Regions from separate parts of the Mus musculus genome. Here region 2 is linked to region 1. Evidence: chromatin contacts called from ENCODE Hi-C data. All regions are on one chromosome and are shown on one strand. The core of a region is the stretch at or near the end of the contact, and the rest is flanking DNA. Distances in the headings are between cores, read along the strand shown. Region 1 holds the start of Amdhd2 (amidohydrolase domain containing 2). Region 2 holds the start of Olfr124 (olfactory receptor 124).

What was found. Hi-C counts contacts between places; a loop is a spot of excess contacts on that map.
Region 2: a loop to region 1 is called in a map of T-helper 17 cell, with 542 times the contacts of the local background. The contact joins the promoter of Olfr124 here to the promoter of Amdhd2 in region 1. A Hi-C loop is called at or near these places in 5 of 37 maps with a recorded cell type or tissue (T-helper 1 cell, T-helper 17 cell, T-helper 2 cell and 1 more).

Annotation. Positions count from the first base shown.
Region 1 is chr17:24,162,357-24,165,056 of GRCm38, reverse strand. It overlaps Amdhd2 (amidohydrolase domain containing 2), which reads left to right and starts at 1,324. Exons shown (of 11, transcript NM_172935.4): 1 at 1,324-1,475; 2 at 1,725-1,861; 3 at 1,942-2,081. The coding sequence starts at 1,393. It overlaps Atp6v0c (ATPase, H+ transporting, lysosomal V0 subunit C), which reads left to right. Exons shown (of 3, transcript NM_009729.4): 2 at 175-358; 3 at 449-1,192. The coding sequence ends at 653.
Region 2 is chr17:37,803,792-37,806,558 of GRCm38, reverse strand. Olfr124 (olfactory receptor 124) reads right to left here and starts at 1,490. Exons shown (of 1, transcript NM_147062.2): 1 at 369-1,490. The coding sequence starts at 1,412. The coding sequence ends at 465.

The DNA of each region.
Region 1 (2,700 bases), core at 75-2,574:
GGAAGAACTGCAGGCGGAAGTAGAGCAGGAGGTTGGAGGTATGGCTCTGCTAGTGGGAAGAGAAGTGGCTGCTGCTCTTGCTTGGCTGCCCGCCTCAGTTCTTGTAATGGGTGGGAACCTGGGGAGCAGAATGGAAAAAGCTGCTCTGGGCTCACTTACTCTCTCCTCCCACAGCCATGGGAGCCGCCTATGGCACAGCCAAGAGTGGCACTGGCATCGCAGCCATGTCAGTCATGAGGCCAGAGCTGATCATGAAGTCCATCATCCCAGTGGTTATGGCTGGGATCATCGCCATCTACGGCCTGGTGGTGGCAGTACTTATCGCTAACTCCCTGACTGATGGCATCACCCTCTACAGGTGAGTGCTGGGCCTTTCCTCCCAGGTGAAGTGCTTCATTGTCCTGTGGACAGGCAGATTGCTGACAACCTGTGTCTCTTCTCTCCCCAGGAGTTTTCTTCAACTGGGTGCTGGCCTGAGTGTGGGGCTGAGTGGCCTGGCTGCTGGCTTTGCCATTGGCATCGTCGGAGATGCTGGTGTTCGGGGCACTGCCCAGCAGCCTCGACTGTTCGTGGGCATGATCCTGATCCTCATCTTTGCGGAGGTGCTTGGCCTCTACGGTCTCATCGTGGCCCTAATCCTCTCCACAAAGTAGTCCTTTTCCACCATCAGTCACAGGATAGGATGTAAAGATCACCCCTCCTCATTCCAGAACGAACAGCCTGACACATGCACGGGCAGCTGCCCCTCAGTAGTTGGTCTTGTAAATGTGCAGTGTCCTAGTGCCCATTGTCTGTCGCCCCCGCCTTGCCCCTACTGCACCGTGCTGTGGACATACGGGCCCACTCATCTCCCACCCAGGCCCCTGACCAGTGACGAAGTCAGCCTCTGGTTACCCCACCCATCGCCCTAGAGTGCTCCTGTGTATAAGAATGAACTAGAGTTGTCATTTTTCTCTTCACTGGATGTTTATTTATAAAAGATTTGACCTATTCATGCGTCTGTGGAGCAGCTCCTGTCTCCCAACTATATAGTAATCATTAGTAGACTGTTGCCTTGTGGGGTTCCTGTTGCTGAGACTCCTTGGATGGAGCCACCCTTCCCCCTGCCCTGAACAGCCAGGGTGGAGGATAGAGTGCTACTGCTCCTCAGAGCTGGCTCCCAGCTGTGTCCAATAAAAGTTCTCGGATGTGACTGGCTTGTGTTCTGGCGCTTCTGTGGGCGGGCCTGGCAGGGTTTGTCATCATGTGGTCGCCACCACGTGAGCACCGCGGCCACGTGACAGCCCCTTCAGCTGAGAGTCACGTGATGCGACCTGGCCCCGCTTCCGATTACGGCTGCTCCGGGCTCTGCCGGCTTGCGCCCAAAGCTTGCTGGGTTCGGCGCGACTCACGATGCGTAGCGGGCAGTGCGCAGCGGGGGCCCCGGTGCTCCAGTTCACCAACTGCCGCATCCTGCGTGGCGGCACGCTCCTCAGGTCTGGGCTGCATGGTGCAGGCTTAGGCTGGGTATAGAGCTGATGATACGCCAGTGCGGGGTGCAGAGATGGGGATAGTGTAGGGCATAAGCCCTGAAAGGGGCAGGAATGTGGAGGGCGGGACTATCGTGGGTGTGTGGCCGGGACCAAGAAGAATAGTGGGTGCAGGGACAAGCTGGGTGCGAGATAGAACTAGGGTTTGGTTCCAGGGCCTGGTGGTGATCCAAGTGCCTACTACTCTGCCCTCAGGGAGGATCTGTGGGTGCGCGGGGGCCGAATCCTGGACCCAGAAAAGCTGTTTTTTGAGGAGAGGCGTGTGGCTGATGAGCAGCGGGACTGCGGAGGCCGCATCCTGGCGCCTGGCTTTATCGATGTGCAGATCAACGGTGCGGCCTGGCTCGGGCCAGGGAACCCAGGGCAGGAGCTCCGAGCACTGTGCTACCCCCCTTGTTTTCTGTGGCCACAGGTGGATTTGGTGTTGACTTCTCCAAGGCTACGGAGGACGTGGGTTCGGGGGTCGCCCTAGTGGCCCGGAGGCTCCTGTCCCACGGTGTCACCTCCTTCTGTCCCACCCTGGTCACCTCCCCACCAGAGGTTTATCACAAGGTGAGATGAGGCCGTTCTACCCCTGAGCAAAGGGGCCCTCAGGAAAGGACCACTTCCTTCACCCGAATCTGGGCTTCCTGGACTTGGGTCCGAGGGGGATCCGCCTCACTTTCAGTTGGGTTCTGCCTGGTCTCTGCAACTGCCAGTGCGGTTGTCCTCACGTTTCCTGCCCCGGTTCTCATCTGCCACGCCCTCCCAACGCCCTGTAGGCAGCCTCTGGGTCTCCTGAACTAAGGTCGCCTGGAATTCTGCCACAGCCATTGTCTCTTGTCTAGCTCTTCCTCCCTAACCTGCTTATGCTGTGTGACTCACATGAAAAAGCCTTTCAGAAAGAGCTGCTGTTGCTGTGGACTGGCTTCTGTCCTCACCCTTCCACCTTCTATCTTAGCAGGAGGTCTGTTGTCTTGTTCCAAATTTCATGTAAGGTTCTCCCACAGTTTTCCCGGTTTTTGTTTGTTTGTTTGTTTTTTCGAGACAGGGTTTCTCTGTATAGACCTTGCTGTCCTGGAACTCACTTTGTAGACCAGGCTGGCCTCAAACTCAGAAATCTGCCTGCCTCTGCCTCCCGAGTGCTGGGATTAAAGGCGTGTGCCACCACGCCAGGCTAGTTTTCCCAGTT
Region 2 (2,767 bases), core at 241-2,740, about 14 Mb before region 1:
TTCCAAACTAGACATTTTTAAGCCATGGCCTATTTATTGAGTGACAACCCCAAATTGTGTTGGGTATGGGATGAAATATTAAATAAGTGTACTGCAAAATAATTTATATTTAAAATTGTGATCTAAAATTTTCTTACAGATTTTTCTTATGTGCTTCAACATTTGTGTCTTTGCTGTGACTCAGAATCACAAATGTTATGGCTATGTGTTGTTGTATGAATCCTTCAATCACAGTGCTCAGTCTTGCTTCAGCTCAAGCATCCCATAAGGTTATTGCCACAATGAAAGATCTATTGCACTTTTATAAGCATGTAAATGCAGTATATGTTTAACTAATAGTTTACTGTTCCCTTCTTGGATTACTCTTGTGATCTCTGTGGCATTTGATTCCTCATGAATTCCAAGTCCAGAATTGTCTTTGAGAAGCAAATCTGTTAATTCTTGCTTCTTTGATCTTTCTCTAGCTATTGCCTTGCCTTGACCCAAAACTCCTTTGTTAGTGCCCTCCTCAGGGCAGCCTTAACATCCTTATTCCTCAAAGTGTAGATGAATGGGTTGAGGGTAGGTGTGACAATGCCATAGAACAGAGCCATGATCTTGCCCCTTTCATGAGAGTAGCTTGAGGGAGGCTGAACATACATACTGATAGCTGTGAAATAGAAGAGGGAGACCACCAGCAGATGTGAAGCACAGGTATTAAATGCCTTCCGGCGACTCTCAGCAGAACGGAGTTTCAGTACTGCTTGAGCAATGAACACATAGGTACCCAGGATGAGGCTGAGAGGCACCAAGAGCAGCAAAGCTCCAAGAACATTAAGCTCAGCTTCATTCACACTTGTGTCAGTGCAAGCTAGTTTCAAAAGGGCTGGGACTTCACAGAAGAAATGGTCTATTACCCTCTGTCCACACCTGGGGGCTACCACAGTGAGGGTGGACTGCACAAGAGAGTTTGCAAATCCGCTAATCCAGGTTCCTGTGGCCATATGAATGCATCGTTTCTGGTTCATGATGATAGGATAGTGAAGGGGCCTGCAAATGGCAGCAAAACGGTCAAAGGCCATGATGGCCAGAAGGATACATTCAGTTGAGCCCAAAGCCAAGAAAATATAGAGCTGGGCCACACAGCCACCATAGCTGATGGTCTTTTCAGGCCCTCTAAGGTTGACCAACATCTGAGGGACAGTGCTCGTAGTATAGCAGAGGTCCAGAAGAGAAAGGTTGGAGACAAAAAAGTACATGGGGCTGTCAAGCTGGGGGTCTAGGCGGGAAACTAGGATAATGGAGATATTACCAAATAAGGCAAAGATGTAGGCCACCAGAAAAATTACAAAGAGAGGTGTCTCCAGCCAAGGCCGGTCAGAAAATCCCAATAAGATGAAGTCATCTACTGAGCTCTGATTATTGATCCACATATTAGTATTAACAGTTAAAATTCTAACTTTAGAATATCCTGTAAAATATCCAATTTCAGGGATAGTCACAATGGAGGAAACAATAGAGAGTTAGAAGTAATACAGAGACAAAGTTCTTGTTTTCTCTCTGTATAATGTCGTCTCAGCATGGTTGTAGTATTGAGAGATTAGCAGTGTACCTAGGGAATGTTGCTTAATTAATGGCTGGTTAATTCAGGTTAGCTATTCTCTGGATTTTGGTATATTTTCTTTAAAAATGCTTCAGCAGTAATACCATTAGCTTGACATGATGGTATTTAGTAGTGACAACATATTATATAGTATAGATTAACACCAATTTGGAGAAAACAGAGTTCCTCCAAACCACTTGAACAAGGTAGCACAGGCAGAGTGCAGTAGGTCTGTGTTTTAGATAGGGCTGAGGCACTTTGATACATCTATCTTTCTCACAATGAGAATAAGACCAGGAATCTCGTGGAACCTGGAACATTTCACAAAACCTGGGTGATAAGATGTCATGTCAGGACTTCTTTTGTTGTTTCCAGGTTCTCCAGCCCATCCTATGGCAAGATAAAAAGCATCATAGAAGAACAAGGCAGAAGGTTTAAGTAAGTTGTTAGAATTTCAGGCCTAAGATATTTGTAGATTGTGGACATGCTGTTTAAAAATATCTATATAAAGGACTTTTCAACTTAGAGAAACAGCAGAGTTCCAAATGTTTAAATCCTTGTAGACTATGTGTATCAATTTCTAATTGCTCAGTGTTATCAGCACACACAAATGTACACATTTCCCTTCTGCCTCCTTTATTCTGAAATATGACTCACTAGATCTACTGTCTATCACCTCAGCTGCCCCATTCAAATCTTTAAATTCCTTTATATTATCACTTATGAAAAGTAACCTCAATGGCCAATTCTTCTAATTCTTGTCTTAAATTTGTTTTTGTTGGGCTGGGAAACAATTCAGTTGGTAAAAGGCTTGTGATCCAAGCCATGTAGCCCAAGGTTTATCACTGGAGCCTATATAATTAAAAACGCAATAAGGCCACATGTGGGGATAGTGGACCATATCTGTAATCCCAATACTCCTCCAGTAAGATGGGAGACATGAGGATTTGCCAGAAGTTCATATGTTCATCACAGCAGCAGAAAAATAAGATACCCTGCTTTAAAACAATTTTAAGAAATGATTCCTGCCATTTTCTAATTTTCCTCTCACAAGCCTTCACATGCAAATACCCACATTCATGTACAAACATGTATACATACAATAAATAAACACATGCTTAAATTCATTTTTGTTCAAATCTCTATATTTGTATGCATTTGAAATATATTTCTTTTTAGTTATTT